Regions from separate parts of the Mus musculus genome. Here regions 1, 2 and 4 are each linked to region 3. The links are chromatin loops, found by intact Hi-C in ENCODE. Cell type or tissue: heart. All regions are shown on one strand. Each heading gives the region's core, and the rest is flanking DNA. Links, peaks and the distances in the headings are about the cores only.

Region 1 (8,172 bases), core at 1,512-6,511, 360 kb after region 3:
GTCAGTGCTTCATATGAGAGGTATTGTGAGTTCACAGCCTCAAGTGTCCAGGCAGATCTTCTTCTGTCAGTGGAAGGACTTGCGTTAGGATTTAAGACTGGAATGATGACATTGTGGGGGTGGGGGTGGGGGTGGGGGTGGGGGTGGGGGTGGTGCGTGACCAAAACCAGTGCTCAGTCTCAGTCTCGGTTTCGGTTCTGGTGTTAGCAAGTTGTCAGGTTTGGGGCTATTGACGCTGTGACAGTCGCCAGGGAACTTCACAGTTTCATGTGCACATTTCTGTTGCTTCTACACACAAATGAAGTTTAGACAGAAGAAACCAAGAAACAGAACCCCACTAAACAGACTTCCTGCTCTATAGCACAGCTGTCTGCTTTGACCCTACGGCAAGAACAGAGCAGATGCACACACAGGTGTGTGTGTGTGTGTTCTTGTTAATCACCATTGAAACTGAACAGAAAGGCTGCATTAGAAATGCAAGATAAAACATCTCCATGCATTAGGGGACAGGAGAAGGAAAATGCTTGTGATTTGAGGTTTGTAGATCTCTGGTCTGTCTATAGATGTGGGTGAAGTCTATGCTTCAGGGAGCCTTCCTGTGTCATCCCACTTCCCAGGCCACCAGCACACTGCTGAGCTTGAACCCCCAGCATACTTGCAGGCTGTGTCTTTGGAGAGATCCAGCCATGGGTTGAGCATCCGGCTTTGGGAATTGCCTGGTCTCTGATGAACGTCTGTGGAACTGGGGCAGGAGAAATGATTCTGTCTATAAAGTGCTTGCTGTGCCACAGTCTGAGTTCAGATCGCCAGAATCCGTGTAAAAAGCTGGGTGTGGTGTCTTGTTCACAATCCTAGCACCATGAAAGTAGAAATGGGAAGTCTGCTCGCCCAGCTGAATCAGCGAGCTCCAGGTGCCAGTAAGAGATGCTGTTTAAAACCAAACTAAACCTACAAAAAACAAGGTCACCTGAGGAGAGACACTGTGCTCTATAGCCTCCTCTATACACACACACACACACACACACACACACACACACACACAGACACACACACACACAGACACACACACACAGACACACACACACACAGACACACACAGACACACATACACACACACATACACACATACACACAGACACACACACACACACACAGACACACACACAGACACTCACACACACACACTCACACACACACACACACACACACACACACACACACACACACACACACATAGACAGACGCACATGCGCAGGCAGGCATGTGCGCGTGCGCATGGTATGTGGAAGTGAAACTGATCCATGATGGCTTCTGTGGCTGTGGTTGCTTGCTGCTGGCATCTTTGTCTGCAGTCTCTTAGAGCACACACGGTATCTGAGTGCTTGCACTAGGCACTACACTTCACTAGTCAAGATGCCGGAGCACAGGCCGGAAACTAAGACTGACTTCCGATGTCCCAACTAAGTGGCCTTCCAGAAATCACAAGATATCACTCGGCCTCTGTTTCCACATTGGTATTCATTAGGAATCGTACGTATACCCGGTAAACTATGATGCTAGACAGCTAATCTTATAGCACCCGACTACTGAAATGCATATGTGAAAATGCACTTGTCTGTGAAGAGCTACTGTGGGCCAGGACGGATGCTAGCCAGGTGTGAGAGTGCCAAGGCCAATCCACAGGGTTCTCTCAGGGACTTCCCGTACACCACAAGCTTCTGGCATATCCAGTGAGGGTCTAGTTCTGTCTTTAGAACCAGGGTGGCATGCTTGGAGAGAGTCACATAAAAGCTGGCATTCAAGTGTGGTTTGATGGTTTGGGTCCATCCAAGTGGATAGCAAGCTTCTTGGCAGGAGGGAAGGTTCTGAGGTGACACAGATGTGGTGAGTCGGAGACTCTAATCTAAAGTTAGTGTGCTGAAGCAGAGAGAAAGAGAGGGTGCAGGGCAGGCCTGGGGGAGCAGTTGTGGCCCCTCCAAACACAGACACAGGGGAGCATGTATTTAAAGGCATTGGGAAGCTACTTGGGGGTTCTACCAGTGTCCCTTGTCTTTCTTGGCTGCCGCCAAACCTTTCTGTTGCATGTCGGCTAACAGGATAGCCTAGTTTTGCAGACAGAATCTGTACCTTATTTTCTAAGCTACACTTTGTGTGACAGCACCCCCCCCCCCGGGCTTGAAGAGGGGAGTGTATTATCACAGAGATGGCTGCAGACATGTGCTTGCTCTGTGGTGCCATTCACGCACAGTAGCTAAGCTGTGGCTCTGCCTAGGCGTCCATCAGCAGAATAGATTTGTTAATGAGAGAGAGACACACAGAGGAGCTTGACTCAGTTACAAAGGGAATGAGGTAGACAACTTATCATCACCATCATCACCACCACCACCATCATCATCCGTCCTCATCTTAGCAAAATGAGCCAGAAAGTCAAACAACACATGTTTTTCTCTCTTATGAGGATTCTGGATTTTTATAGACATAAAACGTAAGTGTTTAAAAACATCCGTAGTGGGGCTGGAAGCATGTCTCAGTAGTTAAGAGCACTCACCACTCCTCCAGAGGGCCACTTCAAGTCACCTGTAACTCCAGCTTCAGGGCATCTGTCATCTCCTTCCTGCCTCTAAGGTCATTGTACTCATGTGTACATACCACACACAGACAAACACATACCCATAATTAAAAATAAAATAAATCTTTAAAGAGTACACGCAGTGATGAGTTTCAGAAAGACATTAAAAAAGCAAACACAAAGGCCAGTGTGTCTTGAATATGCCCTATATTATGTATGTAGATATACATTTATGAATATCTATTTATGAAAATATATTCATATATGTCTTTATGTATAAAATTGGAAGCAAGACTGCCTGGGAAAGAGAGAGGGAGAGACTAGTGGGAAGGGGAGGGGAAGAAGAGAGACTACTTGGCCTAATCCTACATGATGTGCATACATGCAAATGTGTTCAGGACACCTGCTACTATGTGCAGTGAATACACAACACTAATAAATACCAGTAAGGGAACCAGGAATGTGAATTTTGTTCCATCATGCTGGCATGTTGTAAATTGTGGCAAATACTTTACGTATATCAGCCTCACATGTTTAGGGAACAGTGACGACACAAAACAGCCAGGTAGGAGGCACACAGGGAAAGGTGATCAGCACAGAGCTATTTAGGAAGAAAAGGAAGTACCAAGAGCTAAGGAAAAGAACGAAAACCAAGAAAATACATCAGTGCCACTCATTTTGTAAACAAGAGTGGTTTAAAACTCAAAGAGGTAAAGTCATTGATGTGTAAATCACCAAGTCCACACCTCTGACCGATGGCCTCAAGGCTACAGGTAAACAATCTGCAAACAAATACCTGAAAAATGCAAAGGGGACGCTGGCCAGCAGGAAGGTGGGCAGGCCTGAAGACCCAGTCGATCCTGGTACATCAAGGCATTTCTTGGGGCACATATGCGAAGACAAGGAAAAAAAAGATTTAAAATGCAGATGTCACATGGAAACAAAAGGCCAGAGACTTTCACATGGTAGAAATAGATTCCTGTCTCCGTGGGTCCCAGCAGGTGCTAGGCTTCATAGTGATACCTCCAGTACGATTTGGAAATCCCATGCTAGGCTTTGGGGTGACATCTGCGGTCTAAAGAGCTGTGCTGCCCAGGTGCCTGGGCGAGGGCGTGGTTTCCATGGAGAACAGGCACGGGGTTGGGGGGTGGGGTGGGGGGTGAGGAGGCACAGGAAACATGCTCACTCAGTAGCCGGGGTTGGAAATGTTTGGGATTGAAAGACAGGATCATTAGTTGGATGCGAAAGTGGAGCACAGTCACCTACCATAAAAAGCACTCGAGGTTGCTTTGGTCACTCTGGGCTCTGTTAACTGCGTGGTGGCTGATGCAGGCAGCTTGGAGTTATAGGGATGTGGAGGGACGGAGGTTTTCATCAGAAAGACGGCTGTCGGGATGTAGTGGGCATGAATCAGACTTAGAGAACAGAGACTTGTGCATGGGAGATGAAAGTGTGCACGCTGACACAGGGTGAGCTGGACCAGTTCATCCCCCGTGTTTTACTTCATGGTGTTGCAGCATGGCACAGTTGCACTAACAGAACCCAGAAGATGCTCTTGCTCTGGTACCCAATATATAGTGTTGATTTTCCTCCTTGAGGAAGCTGACTCTGGGAACAGACTATAAATAACCAAATGGCTAAACAAGGGGATCCCCTTCTCCCCAGAGCCGTGTGGTGCGCACTGCACAGCCCTGGTGTTCAAACGCTTGGCTTTGCGTCTACAATCGGGATGCCATGGCAGACTTCTAGAATGTGGAGGAAGTGTGGCCCACTGAGGCTCTGATGGGAACGTGTAGCTCCCAGGATTCCAGGTGCATCTTTCTGTTGTTGAAGCACCACAGTTTGGGGTAGTTTGTTATAGCAACGACAGGTAGCAACTTTCCTAATGCATCTTCCCCCCTTGCTTGAGTAGCATCGGTGTTCCAGGCTGCAGCCTCTGCAACATAGTCCTCGTACCATTACAAGTGACTAGTGACAGCATGGCACTGCTGAGCCCATGGCTAGTCACCAGTGCCCCCTGCTGAGGTCATGCTGTAGCCCTGTCTTGGCAGTATCGGTGCTAGATGTGGGTGCCCAAGAGCATTTAATCTACACTGAGCTGTGTGAGGGACTAGGGTTGGAAAGAAGAAATAAAACGGGTATTTGACATTTTTCTAAAAGGTGAACTTTTCGGAAAATAGAGCAGAAAGATATTTGAGAAGAGCTAGCAACGTGTCTGTGCATGTGTGCATGTGTGTGTGTGTGTGTACATGCATGTGCAGGTGTCTGCACATGTGTGAGTGCCTGCACACATATGCACAGTCTCTTAGTCTTCACAATCTCATAAGCAGAGGAAATACTTATACTTCTAACATGTTCCTTCTCTGCTAGTTCTATGGGTGTTGGCCTTTTCTACTTGGTTGGTGGATTGCAGAGCAACACTGGCAGCACCCCAAGGTTCACTAATACATTTTATTAACAGTCATAGAAAAAGCCAACTATCATTGTAGACACCGCATTTATAGTTTGAATCATGAATTTCTGATAAATGCTGTCAAGAACTTGGTTGAATGTGTGTGCACATGCTCAAAGGAACCTAGCAGTTCTCTCCCAGCGTGGATTCAGCAACAGAAGGCAAAATGTTCACTTGCTCTGCATTGGACACACAAACACACACACACACACACACACACACACACACACACACATACACACACGTGCGCGCGCACACACACGCACACACCACTTCGGATACAGAAATAGTTCTTCAACATATTGATAAGAGAACGGTTTCTTGTGTTGGCCTTAGCTCATAGCTAGACTCTCTGATTCAAACACCTCTGCTTAATGCAATGGGATGCCTCTTAACTCACAATCTTGTATTTTTTAAATTCTCAAGGTTTGCTTATCCAAGGGGACAAAATACAGAAGGCCCATGTCAAACTAACAACATTTTACCGAATTCTGGGATGGCACACTTAGCCTTCCTTAGATGGCTCTGCCCACTGTCAGGACACAGTTAAGTCTGGAGCAGAGGATTGTGGGTACAGGTGTAGACCTCACCTTATGACACAGATATGAACCACGTTCTGAAGGGATGGGGGAGGGCCCACACCCATCTTTTCTTTTCGTTTTTTGTTTTTTGTTTTTTTTGAGACAGGGTTTCTCTACAGTTCTGGCTGTCCTGGAACTCACTCTGTAGACCAGGCTGGCCTTGAACTCAGAAATCCACCTGCCTCTGCCTCCCAAGTGCTGGAATTACAGGCATGCGCTACCACAGCCCGGCTCATCCATTTTTCCTTAAATCTTCTACTTGTGTTCACTCTTAAGTCACACATCTGAGACAGACAGGCCAGGGCACACTAGCTTGTCCATGACCGATGAAGATCAATGCTAGAGGAGATACCACATCCAGGGCCCCCAGCTACTGGGCTTAGCACAGACCCTAGGTTCCTGCCAAGCATCTTCCCTACTCTGCAGGATGGCAGCCAGGCTTGCTTAGCTCATCATCCACAAAGACATCAGAAATAGAACACGGGAAACGTTGACCCCTTTTCTGGATGCTGTATTCATTAGCTGGAACTGATCGCTGTGAGCTTCAGTGTGAAGACCACTTGTTCTTCACCCCCTGGGCCCCTCCATGGTTTTGTTTATTCAGTTCCAAGAATAACCGGGCATGTGTGGAATTGGCTGATTTTTCTCTCAGTGTTTAAAATCATCCATTCAGAGCTAATCTTTAAAGGACACAGGGGAAACAAGGGAATGAGTATTTCAAGTTTCTTTAACATGTCTCTCTTGGTCCAGAGAGGGGAAAAATGTACAGCTTTAGAACTTCCAGAAAGTTCTATTTCCAAAAGCCCCCAGCGTTTTAAGTGTGCAAAGAAGGATGGTGTGGCAATGTTAGTCTCTGCTCTGGAGCCTTCACTCATTAAGCAGAATGTCCTGGTAGCACTTATTTAACTTCTCTGTGCTTCCGTTTCTTTTTGTCTCGAAGGAAACACTCTGTACTGTTTCCAGTCTGTCGTCAGCTGTAGAGATGCCATGTTGGATGCTGTTAGAGAGAGGGAGAGCAAAGCGCCTCTTACATCAGCACGGCTGCCTCGGGTCTTGTGAAATGCTGCTCCCTTTGCGTGGCAGCTTGGCTCTCTCTCTCTCTCTCTCTCTCTCTCTCTCTCTCTCTCTCTCTCTCTCTCTCCACCCCCATCTGTGTCTGTCTGTCTGTCCCTCTCCCTCTCCCTTTATTTATTCCTTTCCTAGGCAGGAAGTACATTGACTTGAGAAGTAAGGAGCTGAAGGTTTGGGTTGTGCCTACCTCCACTAGCTCTCATCTCTCACTTTAGTCTAAAACACCATCTGTTTGTGGATAATCCCGAATCTCTGCCTCTAACACGGCATCTCCCAAGAAGTGCAGACTACAGGCCTGCTTGCCAGCTCTGTATTTCCAAATGGCTCTTACTAGACACCCAGGCTTGCTAGGCCAAACCCATCTCCCTGGGGCTGGATTTCATGAAATTCTTCCTGTCTCAGTTGGTAGCATTGCAGTTCCTTGCATTTGGTCCTGGAACTTGTCTTGGCCCCTCTTTCCCTAGTAGTTCTCATTGGATTTTTTACCACAATAAAAGTTTCAAATGACACCCTTTACTCACCGCAACTCCTGAATCTACTTGAACCAAATTCAGAGTATTCTTCTCTATCTAGTTATGAAGTTGAAATAACTATGAAGGGCCTTTTCCTGCCTGGTAACCAAGGGATTGGCAAGCCACCTTGGAGAGTGCCTGTGGAATTACTGAAGGTCAGAACAGTGTTTTCTATGAATCGACAGACTCCTGGTCTCTCATGGTTACACACAACATTCATTGCAATCAGATAGACTGGGAAGAATCTAGATGCGTGTCCCTTGTGAGCACAGACGATATGTAGAATGTGGAGAAAGCCAGCTGTCTCTGCATAGAAGACAGCAGCATGGCACCATGGAGTGAGTCAAGCAGCGTGGACCAGGAAAACAGGGTCCAGGACACAGCACAACATGGGTGTCTTCACACTGAAGTCCCGAATCTCTCAAGGATGCAGTTTAGGCAAGGATAGTCAGCAAACACATCTGTCCTGTCCGAGCTTCGGGTCAGAAAAGACTGGGCCACTGAAAATAACCCAGCAAAATGAAGAGAAGGATTCTGGAGGAGTGCAGCTGCCAAGGTTGCTGGCTGACCTGGCCTTGCCCCGTGCTGACCTGGCCTTGCCCCGTGCTGCTCTAGGGGAAGGCAGGAAGGAAGACTAAGTCATAGAAGGACAGAGACGGTCATGGTGCAGTCTCAGTCTCACACAGCCCATTCGACCCAGCACTAACTATGCCTCCATCCTTCTTGGGAAACTCAGTGACACATGTTAGAGAATCGTATTGTGAAGACTGCCTTCCACAGAGCGGTACATCTTGATGAGAGCTCCTCCCTGATTGAAGGAAGAGACCTGACCTCCTTCCAAACGTCCTCACGCTCAAGTGTTATTTAATCGGAAGGAAGAGATCCAACTTCATGAAGTGTTATTTTAAATGTCTTGTGCACATACATGTGCTCATACAAGCATGCATAGATATACATACTTTTATACACACATACATGTACATAGAT
Region 2 (5,000 bases), core at 1-5,000, 610 kb after region 3:
TTTATAAAACGCCAAAGAACATTTCTTAGTGTAACTGACTAAAGTATGAGGTTTCCAAACATCGGAGAATTAGAAACACTCAAAGTCGCAGCCACCTCTCCCAAGTACAGATACCTTCGTTTGATGCAGGGAAGTCATGAAGTTAGTGAAAGGACTCCTTCTTGTTAGAGACATACTATACCTGTGGGTATGGGGACAGCCACAGGTCTGTTGAGAGAAGAACTGTTGCCCAGTTCCTCTTGGAACTTAGTTGTAAGTGGCGACCAGCTTTCTTTGAGGATACCTATCTCATCTCTCCAAAAGACTTCCTCATTTGGACACTGAGGAAAGTGTAGTGTTAATGCAAGATGGTTCCAGAATGCAAGGGAACAATGCTTTCTGTGCCTAAGAGGGAAACTTCTGTGTGAAGGGAGGCTGTGGATGGGTGCAGGTCATAGAGAAGATTCATACAGCAGTGAACTGTGTGCTGTCTACAGCCTTAGAAATATTCATGAGCCTTGGAGCTACCTTTCACAGGCACCAAGGAGCATGCAGACACCCAAGTACATCACCACAGAGAGCGGCATCTGGGTGGAAGGAAACCAGAGCAGCCACGGACAAGACAGCACAAGATCTATCCATGGGCAAGAGGCCGGGGAGATGCCTCCTATTATTTGAGGTCAAGATTTGCATGAGGCAGACTAATTCCGTGTGGTGCCAACTCATTTGAATGTATCGGATTAAACAACAATAACATTGGAATTTCCGCTTCAAATTTCACACCACCAGTGGAGAGTAGGCACTTGCAGACAAGGAGCATGAGTAAGCAGACACCAATCCTGCTGGTCAGCCAGGAAGCGGGCGCCATCTTGCTTCTCATTGCTAAGCAGTGTCTAGGGTACAGCATTGTACCTGTCACAGAAGCATCAACGCTTTGTAAAATGTTGAATCAAGATACCGCCGCTGCCTTTATTTTCCTGCGTAAGACAAGATGGAATGGGGAATCTTGTTGGGAGTTTGTTTTTTGTTTTTAGTTTAGTTTAGTTTTGTTTTGTTTTGTGGCATGCAAACTGCTGTGGTTATACAATGAATAGTGAACCCTAGCTTCCAGAATCAGCCTTGTTGTGGGTAGTGGGCACCCTATGGGCCTAGACTGGGTGCAGTGACTGTCTGAGGTAAAGACACTTAAGAATATACCTTTCCTGTTGAAGAACGTAAACATGAGGTATTTATAAATATTAACAAAGGTTGAGCCCCAGCGTGCACTTCCAGTTCACCCAGTGATGGGGAGTGGTGTGAGAAAAGAAAGACAAAGCATCCCAGACCACAAGGTACTTACTTGTGTAACCTATTCCCTCCAGTACACTCAAAACCTTCCACAGGCCAACTTTAAAGCCCTTCTAAAACAAACAGTATTCGAAAATAAAAACACGGTTCTGTAAGATTTAATTTATAAAATACAGACTTCCAAACTCAAAATATTCTTTATCTGAAATGTTTATATAATCGAGTAGAATATCAGAAACTTATGATGATTTCTACTTGGATTAAGCAAGCCTTAAATGAAAGTGCTACCAGGCTCTGGATCTAGGAAATATCTGTATATCTATGCCTCCGTCTATATTTAAGCCTCTATGTGCCTCTTGGCCTCTACAGAAGGTAGAGCTTCCATACAGTAGTCAACCCAGCTACTGTATGGAAGACATGTTATAGTAGTCTTCTGCTGTAATCATTTCCAAGTACTTGTTTACATCTGGAACGCTCTGGATTCACGGGGTCAGGGAATAATGAAATGAGTGTTGTGCTTTCGTTGTGTTTTAAGGGAATAACTTGTGAATCAAACTCATCTTAGCTCTGTCTGGCTCCCTTCTACTTTTCTCCTCAGACTTCTACCACACGCTGTATTCCGTGGATACCCCATCTTCCTGGGATCCTGTTCAGTGACTTTCAGTTAAGAGTCCATAAAGACAAACATGCCGGGAACTACCACTCAGAGCAATAGCGCCTCCTGGTGTCCTGGCCAAGCCTCCTTTGCCATTTGAAAAGGGCCTCACATTTTCAAAGGAAGCAACGAGAAATAATTAGCATGGTGATTCTCAGATCATCAGAAGAAAACCCTGTGGCAGTTAGCTGAAACTTTAGCTCTTACAGGGCAAAGGCAAATAACTATCTGGTCATATTTCACCTCAATGGCTTAACTGGTCTAATTCTGTCTCTGGAATTTATAGGACTGTTTACCTGTAACCCGAAAAGTACATATTCAACAGTCTTGAGTTTTCTCACCCAAGCTCTGTGACTGTTACTGTCACACGGAAGCAATAAAATATGTATTTAACCCCTCTACCCCTGGTCTTTTCTCAGGCAGCATCAAGGAAAGAATTGTGGAAAGAGCTGTACTGGACAGACCCACTGCTCTGTCAGGCTTTGTAGAGGAACACTAGGCAAGCTTATCTTTTCTCTGAGCCTCTGTTTCCCCACCTGTATTATGGGCATATTCGTAGTAGTTAACTCAGAATAGAGTGTGGGAGCAGCAGGCTGTTAAAAATGGTGCCTGAAGCCCCCCACTGCTGTTAGTCCAACATGGCTAATCTTTTCAGTCAGGTCTATGTGCCTCTCCCCACCCCCAACTCTGTGTTCTGTATTATTAGAATGTCCATGATTATTTAGCTCACAAGAAAAATCTAAAGCCTGGAATGTTGACTTGTGCCTGTTAAATCCCACCACTCTGGAAGCTAAGGCAGGAGGGTTGCCATAAGTTGGAGGTCAGCTTAGGCTACAAATTGAGACTCTGTCTCAAAGATAAACAGAAAGTGAACTATTTTAATGTACACTGTTATTCATGAAATCCTACAAGGAGGTCTCCAGAATAGTCCTGGGATAGAATTATATACCAGAGAACCGACCTTACTTCTGTACACAATTTCTCCCTTACTATTGCATAACACATTTGTGTTCAAAATACCTGCAACGGGAAATTCACTGACAGTTTAGTGCTCTCCAAGTCACCATGCTAAAAAGCAAAAGAAACCCTGTGAGCCCACTCTGCAAAACGTGCGCGCCAATCTCCAAGCTTCACAGCCATCCAGGTATTAATGGGAGCTACCACTGATGCCTGCCAGAAGGGAGACTTAGCCACACACTAGATGACTTTAGATATAAAAATGTCTTTCAAAATAAAGATTCAAGAGAAGACGATTGGGAGCCTGAGCTGTGATTCACTATGAATGGTAACCCCGGGGATCCCTCAGTAGAAAGTGGATTTTCTCTCCTGAGGATGAAACCCTGTAAGCCTTAATAATCATGTAAGCTGCTCCAGCACACGGCAGGGGCATTAAATCTCTCCCTTCCCTATCTTACCATAACCCTTTCACAGTCTCAGAGATCGCCCTGCTCTATCTCAGGGGAGCATGTCACACAAGCGTATAAACCCATTTCCCTCACAGGCTTGGGAAAATTCCATTAAGTGTATGTTGGGAACTCCTGCATCTGGGTGGGAACAGCCGAGGCTCATGTCATTAAGATTCCTGATATTACAGAAGTGATCATAAATGCTTCAAAGCAGCTTTTCTTTCCTTTTCTTTTCTTTTCTTTTCTTTTCTTTTCTTTTCTTTTCTTTTCTTTTCTTTTTTTCTTTTCTCTCCTTCCTTCCTTCCTTCCTTCCTTCCTTCCTTCCTTTCTTTCTTTTTCAGATTAGAATGTATTTTGTGAAAACTCGAAGTGGGGCTATAGATATGCTACAACTTTTCAGTTGCAATGCTGGCTGGTTGATATGACCTGGGGGAGGGAGCAGGTTCACAGGCCATGCTTGGAGGCCTGCCATGCCCCTCATCTGTTCTGCTGCCTTGAGGTTTCCCTTTGTTTTGCAGAGATCTATTTTGTTATTTAGCTTTGTGTCTGTGTGCATCTGTGCTGTAGAGGCTACGGGAGGGCTCTAGATGCCTTGGTGCTGGAGTTACAGTTGGCTGTGAGCTTCCTGATGTGGGTGCTGGAACAGAACCTATATCCCCTGGAAGAGCAACAAGCACCCTTAACTGTTGAGCCATATCCCCAGGCTAGAAACCTCCTTGAGGTTTCTAAGTGATAAGCTCTCCCTAGACTTATATGGACTTCACTGCTTTTTGACAGAGAGGAATCTACCCAGTTCTGACCTATAGAAAGGCATATTTGGTGGGACTTTTAGTTCTAGCTTTTAGCTAGAACTTTTAGTTCTAGCTTCAAATAATATTTTTGACCTTATTTAATGCTTTCTTTTTAGGGTCCATTTTGGTTGTTGGGATAAAACATGACTTGTAGAATTACAACGTTTTGTTGTTCCTTACCAGTATACTTTCATTTACTAATAGCCTATAATTAAGGAGAGATTGTTAGTTAAACAAACCATTAGGCACCGAGGCATGGCTGGTTATTTATCTCCTTGTCAGAGGTCCTAAGCTTTGGCCTACTTTTTTTTTTTTAATTTCTTTTCATTTTTTTTCTAATTTTATTATGTACGATCCTTCTTGCATCAAACCAGGGGAGCTAGAATATTTATGTATTACTCCTTGAAGAATGAGCAAATTGATGAATGCACAAAACACTGTGCTCTGGGTCCCACTTCTATAGTCAGTTCCTGTGACTGCCTCTGAGGAAGATGCCTCCTGTCTACAGAGGCTCAGGCACCAGGTGTCTCCATCTTCAGTGGGATGTGGGGCTCTAGCTGATACACTTCTTCTTGGAATAGTGAGATGCCTCATTTCTTCTCCAAAAGATAAGAGTATTGAGAAGATATTTTGCAAAAGAATAATATATATATTCATTCCTCTATGGCTTTTGGATATGCAAGCGCAGCACACTGAGCATGGAGGGATGAAGGAGATGTGGTGGTCTCCACATCAGAGACTGTCAGAGCATCCTCAGAGACTGGTGCTGCTGGCTGCATTCCTTGTTTGCAGAACACAGGGTGTTTCTTACTGCTGGCAGCTGCCTCTAGTTGCAGCAGCCTAACCCTCAGCTCATCAGAATGGTCAGAGACTGCAGACAGT
Region 3 (8,172 bases), core at 1,343-6,342:
CCTTTGGCAGTGCTGTCCAGGTCTGTCCTGAGAGAGCTAATCTAGAGGAAAGCTTACTAGATCCTAGTTGTGGAGCCTCATCTGCTGGGCCCAGGTGAGGTCCTTGTTCATGACATGGCTAACGACAGTGTATGGAAGTATGCTTGATGGGGGAAGGCACAGGGTGAGACAGGAGGCCAGAGAAGCAAACATGACACCGGTTCTTCAAATAACAGCCCATTCTTTTGGCAGCTAAATCAGTCCAATAGATGTACATCGATTCCTTCTTTGATGCAATTACCTTCTGCTTCTGGCCTCCTTTCCAAGACTTTACCACCTCCCATCACCACCACATTTGAGGACTGAGCAACCTAGCACCACCATATTTGAGGACTGAGCAACCTAGCACCACCACATTTGAGGACTGAGCATCCTAGCACCACCACATTTGAAGACCAAACATCTCAACATAACCACACTTGAGGACAGACAGAGTATCCTAGCACCACCACATTTGAGGACTTAGCATCCAATTTTCCCTGGAGAAAATCTCTGTCTAAACCATAGCAGATTTGAGTCATTCACATTCCGGACATCTACTGGCCAGTCCATGCATGCATGTGAAGGAAGGGATGCAGATGAAATCAGCTTTCAAAATAGGGTGATGTGTGAAACTGGAGCAAATGGCTGAACTTTTGCCCTTCTGTTCTGAAAGGATGCTTTTATTTAATGTGTGTGTGTGCACGAGCACGCATGTGTTAATTCAGAGACCGGAAGAGGGCATTGAATACCCTCTTTCACTCTCCACCTATCCGTTTGAGGTGAGGTCTCATTCTCCACCGGTCACTGTGTTTGTTTAGCTAGACTGGAAACCCACGAGTCCCAGCAATCCTACTTTCTCTGTACTGATGGGATGCCTGGCTTGTTCTATGGGAACTGGGATTTGAATTCTAGTCCTCATGACTGTGTGGCAAGCACTCTTAACCACTGAACTTTCTACCCTACTAAAACTCCCCACTCCTCTCTAATGCTCGAGAGCACTGCGCGTCCCTGATTTAGTTGGCGACTCTGCCAGGGCTCTTCTATCTCCACGTGACTGCTGGCTCTCCTGGAGCAGCTGTCTGTTGTGGATATCACTACACACAACACGTATTCTCTGCGTTAACTGGGGGCCCTGTCAGCTTCATACCAGATCCCTCAACTCCTTAGATCACCTGCTCATCTCGTGTCTGACTCCAAAGGCCACTGTGTTGTAGTCAGGGCACTAGAACAATTGCTATTTAGATACAAGTCTTACAGGTTGTGGGCACATCACCGAAACGGTGTGCTTGCCTGGAAAGAGTATTCCATCCCTTGTACTGAGAGGAAATAGATTCTGGCTCTGCCACATATAAACTATAGAAGAGGCTGGGGATCTGCACGATTTAGGTCATTTTTTTTTTTATTTGAAGTTTTTCCAAACCAAAATCGTAAGTTGGGAGGAATCTACAGGAAGAGAAAAGCTAGCCCGACTGCGCTCCCTCATCTAGCCTTTCTGCACTCTGCCTCCATCCTGTGCTTCAGTCCTTCCTCCCACCCATCTACCCGGCACCCACCTACCCAGCCATTATCTACCTCCTCTACCCATGGCTCCTCCCACCCACGGCTCCTCCCACCCACGGCTCCTCCCACCCACGGCTCCTCCCATACATTCCTCATCCATCCCTCTCTTCTTCTGTCTGTTTTATCGTCAGCATAAACACTCGCTGTGTTTTAGGTATGAGGAACAGGGGGACTAAAGAACACCCGTCCTTTACAGTGCTCCGTGTAAGAAGCAAGTCATCGGAGAACAAGCTTACGACCCGTCAGATGTGAAAATTAGGTCGAAATTAAAAGTACAGTTATGCAACAGGAAGAGATAGACCAGAGGGTTGGGTTGGGAATGAAATCAAACACTTGCCTACTTCACAGTGTCCCCACGAAGAGGAAAAGAGAAAAGAGGGTTAGCTGAGGATTACATCCGGGCTCTTCCTTCACACCAGCCTGAACTACATTCTGCATCTTTTTTTTTTTTTTTACAAGTTTATCAAAATGGCTTTGAGACGATTCTGTTGTTTGTCCTCACTTGTAGTTGAATGATTTACTCTGATTTGATTCCTACAATGCAAAGCTGCATTTCATGCTCTTGGATTTAAGATGGCCTTACCACAATAGTTCAAGTGCTTCAAACTGGGCCCAGTTTGAGGGTTTTGTAGTCCTCGGCCTTCGAAATTCCAGATCTGAGAGATCCACAGGTGACACTTGGAGCCCCTTGTCCTTATTTTCATGATCAAGTTACTTGCATTTGGGGGGCTATTCCGATGTTGGCTTGAGAGAAGAAAATTACACTTGTGTGTGTGTGTCCCCAGTTAATCTAATGTTCAATTTGGCATCCTCTTAGTTTACAAAGTAGTAACTCCCCCCCCCCCCTTACAAAGTCCAGGTCACATGGATTTGGGATGTGTGTGTGTGTGTGCCTGCCAGAGAGAGAGAGAGAGAGAGAGAGAGAGAGAGAGAGAGAGAGAGAGAGAGAGAGAGAGAGAGAGAAATGGTGACCCATTGAGAGGTATCCACTTTGCACTTGAATTTAGGTATCTCAAGTTCCCTCTTCTTTTTCCCTACAAATCACACCCAAGATAAAGTTTTTTTGTTTTGTTTTGTTTTGTTTTGTTTTGTTTTGATACATTAGGAGAAAAACTCCTCCCCATCCTCCATCCTCTGGAAAGCAAATTTTCCTATCTATGCCGCATAGCCGCATAGATGGCAGCATAGCATCTGTGGGTGCTGGTGTGGAAGGCTCCCTGGGCTCTGAACTGCAATGGAAAACAGCCCTTTGATCCTCTCTGAGCCATGGTATCGATTGTTAGGCTGCTCCATTCTGGAAGATTCAGACTCCAAGGCGGTGGGAGCCAAGCTCTGCGGGTGGAGGGCAGGCAGCATCCCAGACATTTCCTCCCCCCTCCCCCCCCCACTGTTGTGAGGAGAGCTGCGGGCTAGTTCAGTGCCTTGTGGGCTCACACAGCTCTTACCAGTTCCTTGCTGGCCCTCAGGACTCATAAGTTGTAACTGTAGCCCAGGAACAGGACAGCTGAGCTACCCAGTCACCTCTGGAGTTTGCATCCAAGCTCCAAGGGCTTGAAGGGGTGGGGGTGGGGGCTCTAGAGTGTGGATCGCAATTCCCACGCGGGGGAATGGGTCACTTGTGGCACTTGCCGCAGGGACATGTCCCGGGACGAAGTCTCCTGTGACCACATGGCACAGGATATTGAGAAGAGCGTGTTCATTGGGGGACAGTGGCCTGTCCTTGGGGAAGCACAGGAACAAATGCGCGCGTGGGGACCCAGTGGCCTGCGCGCTTTTGAACAGGGGTTCACGGTGGCGCGGATCTGCAGCCCCGCGAGCGTTGTGTCGCAGCTGAGTCACCTCCCCGCATCCCCCGCGTGGGGAGCTCTTCCTCTTACACCCCACTTTGAGCTTCCTGAGCTGCGCGGGCTCGCGAGGACCATCCACCGCCTCACCCGGAATAGCGGTGCACACCCGCACCACCGCGCACTTGCGGCGCTGAGTCACCGGGAAACTGAGTCACCCTCCCGCCACCAGGAAATACCTTTTTTAGACTGCCAGTCTGAGCGGGGTTGCGGGTGACTTCGGAGATTCGGTTCCTGCTGATCATCAACTTCCCGCGGAGGCGTGCAGGCCTGTTTTCCATTTTCCCACGCGATTCCCTTGGCTTGTTGCTGCGGGCAAGTTTGGCACAGCGTGTACCTGGACGCCCTGCGGGGACCAGCCAGCTTGCGGATGCAGTTGGGAACTTAGGGCGGTCGCTATGCGATCATCACATCCCAGTGATGGTCCTTACACACCGATGACCAAGTTGCCGCCCAGTTTGAGGGCATCTATGCTATTTGTCAAAATCACCTGTAGGTGGCGCCCTTGTCCACTTGCTATCGCGCTTAACCCTGGCAGAAGGGTTAAGGGTCTGCTGTGCATCAGGAAGCCCAGAAGAAACAGAACAGGGTTTGTGAATTAAAATTGTGAAAGTACAGTGAGAATACAGTAAGGATGACTTGGCCTGGCCTTGTGTGAAGGGTGAGGAGTGGGGAGTTCTGGGAGAAATCACAGCGGCAGTGGAGGCACGTTCCTGAGCGTTGGGTGTAATTTCATTTTGCATGAAAAAGAGGAATGTGGATTTGCAACAGCTTGGTAGGACTTGAGTAGGAGCCCAAGGGACTAAGGACCCTTTCCCCAGGGGAGAAGGATTTGGGAATACGGACCCACAGCATCAGTGCACAGGGTCTCATGGTATGACTCCGAGAGAGGGAAGTGTTTATGCCAAACACAGCTCCTGGTGCAAAGAGTGCAGAGATGAGCCAGCACCTGGATTTGTTTATTCATGTTACCTTGAACGACATGTTCCGCTGTGGACCGGTGACTTTAGTAGTCACAAACCAAAACAAAGCCATAAATAAATCAGTGCATTTACAAATGCTGCTGGGGACATCTGGTAGGGGTTATAGCGGACAGGGAGCTCTCTGCTGTCAGTTTCAGATGCTATCTGGTAATATTCTTAGCTCTGGTGCCAGGGAAGCTGAGAGTTTGCTAAATAGCATCTGAAAGATTCACCAAATGGTCCCAGGGATGCCGGATGTTAGATCAGATATTAGGCTGGCATTAGTAGATTATAAGGGGGGCGGGGGCTGAAGATAGCCCAGGTAGTTTGGGTTCTCTATAGTCAGAACTTTCTATCAGTCAATTAATCTGCTGATATTTAACAGATGTTCTGGTTACAGGAGAAGGGTGCTTGCCACACCAGAGGCCAAGAAAATGGACATTGTTGTGTTTGTGTGTGTGTTGTGGTCTATGCATGTGTGTGTGCATATATGGAAGCCAGAAGCGACTGCTGGGCGTCTCCTTTATCAGTGTCTATCTTCTCCTTTGAGACATGGTCTCTGGAGAGGCTCATCGATTGTCTAAACTAGCTGTTGGGCAAGCCGCCAAGATTCTCCTGTCTCTACCATCCAGTGCTATATTACAAGTGTGTGTGTGTGTGTGTGTGTGTGTGAGAGAGAGAGAGAGAGAGAGAGAGAGAGAGAGAGAGAGAGAGAGACCATGCCCAGCTTTTGACTTGGGTCTTGGAGATCTGAATTCAAGTCCTTATGTTTTCAAAGTAAGCGTTTTACCGACGGAGCCGGTTCACCAGCTCCCGCTGTGAGTGTCTCATCATTCTTAGAGGTGATGCATTTGTACCACAGGTGGGCTTAGCCTCTGGCTATGCACCACCCCCCATCTATCCTTCCACACCTGCCCTCTGCACAAGGGTCTCCTCTGGGGAAGGGGGCTCTAGCCCAGTGAAGCTGGGAAATATGATCTGTGAGGACAAGGCAGGGCTGGCTGTCCAGAGTGGGGGACCTGGCAGTAGGGAGTTCTGACAAACTTTTCCACAGAACCTTGAAGATTCAGGTATCGGAGACCCCAGAACACCTCGGCAGGTGCAGAGCACAGCTCAGCTTGTGCGGCTCAAAGGAGAGAAATCTTTTCTCTTCACCATTGCCTCATCTGGTACTGGGCCCCAGAGCATCCAGGGCCCTAAGAGGAGGAAGGGGAGACACAAGGTGGGTGTGGCCTTGGGACCTTCCCTCTGGGCACTGCTCTTTCCTTTGCTCTGTCCATCATGGCTGGCAGCTCTGTAAGCATCAGCACTTCTTAGACAGAAGTGTGTGGGAAGGGCTGGGAGGATGGGTGTTGGGACAGAGCTTGCTGGGTAAGTGTGAGGGCTGGAGTTTGGATCCCAGAGTGTGACAGCTCACATCTATAATCCTAGTACTAGTGGACTAGAGACAGGCAGATGGGTGGGGTTCCCTGGCCAACCAGTCTAAGCAGTCAACAACAGTCACTCCAGATTCAGTGAGGTGGTGGACTGGGCGTGACCGTACACACTTTTAGTCCTAGCACTCGAGGCAGAGGTATGTGGTTGCTGGGAGTCTGAGGCCAGTCTTGTCTTTGCAGTAAGACCCCATCTCATTAAACAAACAAACAAACAAACAACAAACATACTTGGACACACACATGCACACACAGGCACACATATGCACACACACACACATGCACGCACGTGCGCGCGCACACACACACACACACACACCCCAGATGGAGATCTATAGAGGAAGACATCTGACACTAACTGCAAGTTTTTCACACGTGTATACATGGTGAGTGCACCCCTCCCTCCCCCGACATAATGATTGTGTGAAGTACAATTGAAACTTTGCATCATAAAGACTGGGGTCTTACCGAACAGCACTGTAGCAGTGCACGAGCCAAGATGGTCTTGAGGGCCTGGTGTTGAGAGCTGCTTGTGGCTGTGGTGGTAGAAGCAGAGGCTGTTCATGTCTCAGTGGCTATCCGGATTATAACCCTTCATCTGCTGGTGAACACTTCACATGCAAAAGGTTCCACACCTTGTCACACAACAGCTGAGGCCCAAGAGCTCATGCTCACAACATACTGAAGGCATGTCACATTGAGGCTACATCAGTGGCCTTTGATCCTGATGCAAATCAAGGCAACATCTCCAGACAGGAACCCTGGTAGAACATACCAACCTACCCACAAACATTTTGACTCAAAGCTTATTCTGTCCACAAGAAATGCAGGGATTGGCTATGGAACAGAGATTGAGGGAATGGCCAACCAATAACTGGCCCAACTTGAGACCCATCCCATAGACAAGCACCAATCTCTGGCATTATTAATGACACTGTTATCCTTGCAGACAGTAGTCTAGCATGGCTGTCCTCTGAGAGGCTCCACCCACCAACTGACTCAAACAGATGTAGACACCCGCAGTCAAACAGTGGATGGAGCTTGGGGACCCTTATGGAAGAATAGGAGGGAGGATTGTGGGCCCCAAAGAAGATAGGAATTCCACAGGAGACCAACAGAATCAACTAAGCTGGACATTTGGGGCTTTCAGAGTCTAAATTGCCAACCAAAGAACATACACTGTCTGGACATATGTCCAGGCCTCCCTGCACATAGGTAGCAGATGTGCAGCTTGGTCTTCATGTGGGTCTGGGATAACTGGAATGGGGGCTATCCCAAAAGCTGTTGCCCGTATGTGGGATGTGTATTTTTTAGCTAGGCTTCCTTGTCTGGCTCCAGTGAGATAGGAAGCGCCTAGCTTCACAGAGGTTTAAAGTGTCAGGGTCAGGGGATACCCAGGGGGTCCCCGCCCACTCAGAGGGGAAGGGAAGAGGAGGTGGGGAAGGGCTGTGGGAGGGGGTGACCAAGAGGTGGGCCGTAAATGGGATGTAAAGTGAATAAGTTAAAAAGTAAATACATTTTTTTTAAAGGCCACATTTCAATGGAGGTGGGAATGATAAGTCCAGGGCTCTTCCAGTAGGAAGGAATGAGCATCTGCAGTAGATAGAGGAGAAGGTGGATCTTAGCCCACTGAGGACGGTGTCCATCTACCCAGATTACCCTTGAGACAGTGAGCTCCCTCCTCAGTTCCCTGAGAGCCTCCCCCGAGAGTCTGCCTGGGACGCTGTGCCTGGAATGACTGGCTGGGTGGGAGAGAGAAGCTTGCACAACTCTGTAGTGTTGGGCACAAACTGGAGCTCTATGGAAGACACTTTGGACCAAGTGTGACAGGTGAGGCTTTGGGCTGTGGTGCCCTCTGTCAACTCTAGTAACAGCTGTGGCTTCCAGAAGAATCCAATGACCCCGCGCTTCTCCGGCTGGTCTAACTGCTCACCTCTTGACATTGCCAGCGAGCTGGTTATAAATAGAAGCTGGACACGCTGCTTGTGTCCTGTTGCTAGGTGATCCCGATGGTTCCTGTGACATCATGTCCCTGGGAAGCCAACCTTCATCGCTGTCAAAATAGCTCCATAAATAGGCCAGTGGGCAGGAGTGGTGTTCCAGTAAATTCTGCAGTCTGCCCCTGCCTTATCAGGTAGTGTTCAGGAGCTGTTGGTGACACAGTTCGAACGTTGTCAGCCAGCAACTGTCCAGCCAAGTGACTGCTTGACCTAGAAACAGGGAGTCTGGCTTGCAGCTCACCGTTTGTGGTGAAAGACACCTATGCTTTGTGTTCCCCAGTTGCTTTTCATGCTTTGCACCAAGGGAAATCTGTCTTCGTGACTGGAACGTCTGACCCTGCTAAGCCCTTCC
Region 4 (5,000 bases), core at 1-5,000, 770 kb after region 3:
AATGTTCCCCCAGCCAGTGCTCTGCGGGGGTCCTGGAGGTGCTAGGTGTCTGGAACACAGTGAGAAAGCTGGACCCTACTCTGCTCAGACCCGCGCACTGTGATGCTGCAGCAGACCCTGCTTTGCTGTTAAAGCAAAGCTCATTCCGAAATCCACATTTTAAAAAAGCAAAAGTAGTGTTTTCATCCCTGGTAGACCTGGGGCAACATCTTCTAATCAAAAAACAATTTAGTCCTGAATAAAATCTCATGTGTCTTCCTTGACAGATGCATAATGGTTCAAACTGCCGGGGTCTCATCTCAGCTTCGAACATCGATGGTGAGCAAGGTTGGGCCAGGTCTGGGTTTTCACCACCACATAAGTCATAAATAAACGTCTGGTTCTCAGAGCGTTTTGGGTTTGGGAATAATGAGTAAGTCATTAAGGCCAGATCCCCACGTCTCCAAACTCACAAGCTAATGCATGCCAAGCCCGGATTAGTGTTGAGCTGTGTTCTGACCCAAGAATGACTTTCTCTTTCCATGACTGAAGTGCACGAGCCCACTAGGAGTCGGCAGGCTGATCCGTCTCACTTAGTAACGTGTGAACTTCAGTACAACTTCCCACAACTGAAGCCACCACCAGTCAGGCAGTGGAGGGGCCTGGAGGGCGGTCAACCATCCTCTCCCTCAGAGACTGGGGCTTGGTCTTTGTGGCCATGCATAAAACATGGTTTGATAAAATCAAACGATACAGTGTCTGCCCTACCTCCCAACAGCTTGCTCTTATCCAATGCTCTGTTCTAAGCACCCTCAGTGTTTACTCTATTTTTATGTAGAAGTGCTTCAAGTAACCATGATAAAATTACAAGGAAGCACACACCCACCCTGGATCATGTGACCTTTAACCTTTCCAATCAAATGTGATTTCCCCCCACTAGAAATCTCACGAGAAATTCCATTTATGCTAAAATATATGTCTAACCCTCTTGTGTAATCCTTCTGACCCCTAGCTTATTGTGTGACTTCACCCTTAAATTTGAACAGTGTTTAACTGTCCAAAGCGTGGTGAGGGGAGGGGAATTAAGAAATGGTCAAGCACACAGTTGAAATGAGGTGGGATCACTACCGACTTGAATACTGTGCAGATTCTGACCCAAACCACCAAGGATGGGACAGCCAGGCATGTTCACATTAGCTTGGCACGTGCCAGCTGCTGACCTGGCTGGCCGCTGCAGCCCCTGGTCAGCTCATCCTCACCATGGTGACATCAAAGGTGACTCTCTACTGTTACTGAGAATCAACAGAGCCCTGTAGGAAGCCATCCTCGAAGCACCCAGTGTCAACAACAAAGCAAGAGATGCCTCCGTGCATAAAGAGTTCACGAGTTTAAAGCTCATGCAGAAATCTCGCTGATTTAAGACACGGTCACGTGATCCATGCAAATGCACTGGTTCAAAAGTCCTATATATAGCTGCCTATTGATGCTGAGGGTGGAGTGACTCACAAAGTCTTGCGATACCACCTCAAAAATATTATTCAAGCAAAAAGCTACACAATATAACTTGTCTGGAAACTTAGTTTTGAATAAAATTGCGTAAGTCTTCCTAGACAGATGCCCAATGGTTCAAGCTGCCAGGGTCGGCATCTCAGCTTAGAACACGGGGCAAGCATGGGCCAGGTCTGGGTTTTCACCACTCCTTAAGTCATAAGACTTATAAACACAGGTTTACAAGACCCCTCTGCAGTTTTCACACACAGGTCTTATAAACCATCAGATTTTCCCTTGCTTAAAACCGTGTGCCTGAACAAATGCTGGTATGTCATGGAGTCATGGAGAGTCACCTTTAAATGACCCTGAAGTTTTTCTTTACCTTGAAAAAAAAAGTCTGAAATGTCTTCAGATTCACCCCAGCCCTGCAGTTAACGACTCAGCAGAGAACACACTTTCCTGGGAGTTAATTGCTCAGCTCTCCTGTGACAGGTGCTAGCAGCCATCACAAGTTCAAACCACGGTGAGGTGACTCAGCTCTCTGAGCGCAGGTGAGAAGCAGGTCACCTGCTCACAGTCAAATGACTGCTTTCCAGCACAGTTCGAAGCCTGACCTCTGCTGAAGAACATTAGGGTGCCGTCCCACAATCCTCTCCATCATCAGTCAGCCAGGACGGGGATTAAGAGTCTCTTCTTCGGGTTTAAAAGCCTAAGTTTTCTAGAGGCTAAACCCAGCAGGGAGATCATTTAAAGTGAGCAGCAATGACAGCATACGCTGCTTTCATTAAATGTCGATTTGCAGGAATATAAATTATATTTATCTCCCACATATGACACTGTGTGCACAAAAAATGAAATGTTATTTACGTAAGAAATGTGGGGCAAGGAAAAGAAAAACACGGGAAAAAAAGTGTAAGCAAAAAGAATGAAAGTTTGGTTTGGCATTGGTTGGCTGGGCTGGTTTGTGTCCCTTTGAGGTGTGGGGAGAGCGCCCTCTTGTGGGATTCTCAGGGCATGCATTCTGCCTAGTCAGAGCTTGATAAAGGCTAGAGGTGCTTTGGTAAATGCTGTTTTCATGAACTGGAGGGATGGGTGCCCACCCCTGCCCTGAGCAAGCTCTGCAGTTAGGCAGAGGTGCTGTGCTCTAGCGAGCCTTCCTGTGCTGTAAGCAGAGATGTGTGTATAGGTGGACTTTAGTACTGATGTAGGGTCTATCTGTATCTGTGTGGGATTTAGAATACCTTATAGCATGCACATAGCTGAAGTTAAAGATGCATCTGCTGCACGGATTCTAAAACCACAGGCAGAGACAGTGCTCGTCCTTTAGAATAACGGTCACAGAAGGCATACTAAGTGCAAGGGCCCTGCAGTCCCTGGACTGCTGCACATGCCTCTTAGTGCTTCACGTAGATAACGAGCTGTTGTGTGTGAGACAGGCTGCAGGCTGTGGTGGTTTGCACACTAGTAAGACACAGCCTACTTCATCAACATCATACTTGGCTAGTGTGTGTGTGAGAGGGGGGGAGCAAGCAGAGAAGGAGAAGGGGACTGTGTAAATTCAGATGAGGTTTGTTTAAGACAGGGATCAGCAGGTTTGTGCAGAATATGGGGTAAGCAGATACATCCTGCAGCACACAGGGGCTCCTGTCCTCATATGAATAGCACCCACTAGCTATTCATAATGCACGCTAATAAGACACTTGCTTTGTTGCAGGGCACCGAACTCTTTGTGACTCCTGACTGTCCCTGCTGGGGCTCCTCACAGAGACACCACAGGTTCATGGCTTTGTATCAGTTTAGGGCCCTGCAACATCTCTTCCAAGAGAGACAAGCATCTGATGTAGCCTGTGCGTGAAGTCACCGTTATGCTTCCTACACACTCTGATCACATGCAATGGCCCCTTGCTGTATCTTAACACCACACTTTCCATTGAAGCCCTGGGACAGCTCTCAGTTGACCAGGATGCTGCCCCCAAGTGCATGTGAGGACTCAATAGGTGTCTGTATGTCAGGAGCCATCTGAGGTATCCCTCTCTCATCTCAGAGTCATCAGCTACCACGCGGCTCCCTGACCTGGTTATGTATCACGGAATCACGCCGGTGACCACACACTCGTTTATCACAGGCTTCCCCACAGGAATACAACAGACTAAGCCAGAGAATTTAGCATAGTGAAGTAGAGATGAGCTGGAGACCCCACGTCCCAGCAGCCTCTGCTCTGGGTACCATTCACTCCTTATAACTTCTAATTCTCATCCAAACACAAATCTGGTACAGTGCCATGTGGGGTCTGGCTGGCTTCTGGTAGGAGAGAGTATGTAGAACCAGTGTTCCTCAGGAGACCACCTTTGTGACTTCACGTGTCACCAATGACTGCATTTCCCCAAAGCTTTGACCTCCCATGAAGAACAACCACCCTTGATTTAGCACTGAGAGTCCTCTCTTTCTTGTGTAAACCCAGTGACTATTAGCTACCCGCACCATGGCCCGACACATTACAAGATGACAGCAGATCAGACAGTGTTTCCCAAACAGCATCCGCATGCTTACAGAATGCTAGGATTTTGTCCTCCCATCTGAGACACAGTAAGACAGTCCAGCATATTAATAGATAGCTCAGCCCTGACAGTGGCCAACAGCCTTCCTTGGGCATATGAAGACAATTTGAAGCTGAGAATTGTGCTTCCAATGTTCAGGAAACTGTTATAAAGCCTTTGATCACTCACCGGTGTGCACAGAAGTTATTAAGGTGAAGTCCACATTTTTCTTCCGAAGATAACCCGTCCATCAACCAGGAGAAAATCAGAAAGGTGCCCTGGCCGGGAGGCTGAGCCACAACCCTGGACTTCTCCAGCATGTAAGTGGAAATTCTGGCTGGTTGGGAAAAGAGACAGGATTCTGTTAAATGGCATTGTTAATTCAATTTCCATAAATTTACATGTTAATTAATTATAAACCATGACAACAAAGCTCCTTTTCCAGCACAGACATTCAAAAAAAAAAAAAAAAATAGAAGAGACTTTATTTTCTACATTAGTTTAGGCCCTTCAGAGACACTCAGCCCAAGGCATTGGGAGTTCAGAGCCCTGACCCCTGCTGCCATAGCCTATATGGTCCCTGGAAGCAGCTTATATGATACTTGGTTAAGTCTGAGGGGCTGGTGCTGGTCTGTGCTCATCTGAAAAGCTCATGCTTTATGTAAGAGCTCACTCTTCGTCTAGCAATCCTATCTATCCCTTTAGAGAAACTTATCACTGTGTGCAAGATCTACCCTTATTCTATGACACAGGATTCCCTCTGTCTTAGTCATGGTTCTCTAGAGAAACAGAACTGAAAGAATGAACACACACACACACACACACACACACACACACACACGCATACATTTATTGCAATATATTTATTATACAAATATATTTAATACATACATTCATTAGGATGGCTTATAGGCTATCGCCCAGCTAGTCCAAAATTGTCTACCAATGGAAGGTTCAAGCAAGAATACAGTAGTTGTTCAGTTCATAAGGCTG

The links. Hi-C counts contacts between places; a loop is a spot of excess contacts. Peaks named below come from ENCODE experiments on the same cell type or tissue, not always from the same donor. Only the 100,000 strongest peaks of a DNase experiment are listed, where the experiment ranks them.
Region 1: a loop joins it to region 3, with 4 times the contacts of the local background. A loop is called at or near these places in 12 of 42 quality-filtered maps.
Region 2: it touches region 3 in a loop (10-fold over the local background); 40 of 42 quality-filtered maps call a loop at or near these places.
Region 4: it touches region 3 in a loop (10-fold over the local background); 25 of 42 quality-filtered maps call a loop at or near these places.

The regions. Positions count from the first base shown.
Region 1 is chr8:10,824,163-10,832,334 of GRCm38, reverse strand. No RefSeq gene overlaps it. Among named protein-coding and RNA genes, the nearest start is that of Gm32485, 11 kb to the right of the region's middle. In heart, for the core only: a CTCF peak has its summit at 4,589 (motif pointing left); a DNase peak (open chromatin) is centred at 4,554; H3K27me3 peaks cover 493 bases.
Region 2 is chr8:10,571,273-10,576,272 of GRCm38, reverse strand. The region is part of intron 32 of Myo16 (myosin XVI); the gene reads right to left. Among named protein-coding and RNA genes, the nearest start is that of Gm32330, 100 kb to the left of the region's middle. In heart, for the core only: a CTCF peak has its summit at 1,995 (motif pointing left); no DNase peak of the experiment used is centred there.
Region 3 is chr8:11,183,451-11,191,622 of GRCm38, reverse strand. It overlaps Gm15418 (a long non-coding RNA gene), which reads right to left and starts at 3,894. Exons shown (of 3, transcript XR_003947509.1): 1 at 3,605-3,894. In heart, for the core only: no CTCF peak of the experiment used is centred there; a DNase peak (open chromatin) is centred at 3,882; H3K4me3 peaks cover 1,333 bases; H3K27ac peaks cover 3,471 bases.
Region 4 is chr8:10,412,487-10,417,486 of GRCm38, reverse strand. It overlaps Myo16 (myosin XVI), which reads right to left. Exons shown (of 35, transcript NM_001319151.1): 16 at 4,197-4,344. It overlaps Gm51561 (a long non-coding RNA gene), which reads left to right. Exons shown (of 3, transcript XR_003947504.1): 2 at 267-318; 3 at 3,185-4,198. Among named protein-coding and RNA genes, the nearest start is that of Gm51561, 15 kb to the left of the region's middle. In heart, for the core only: a CTCF peak has its summit at 2,465 (motif pointing left); no DNase peak of the experiment used is centred there.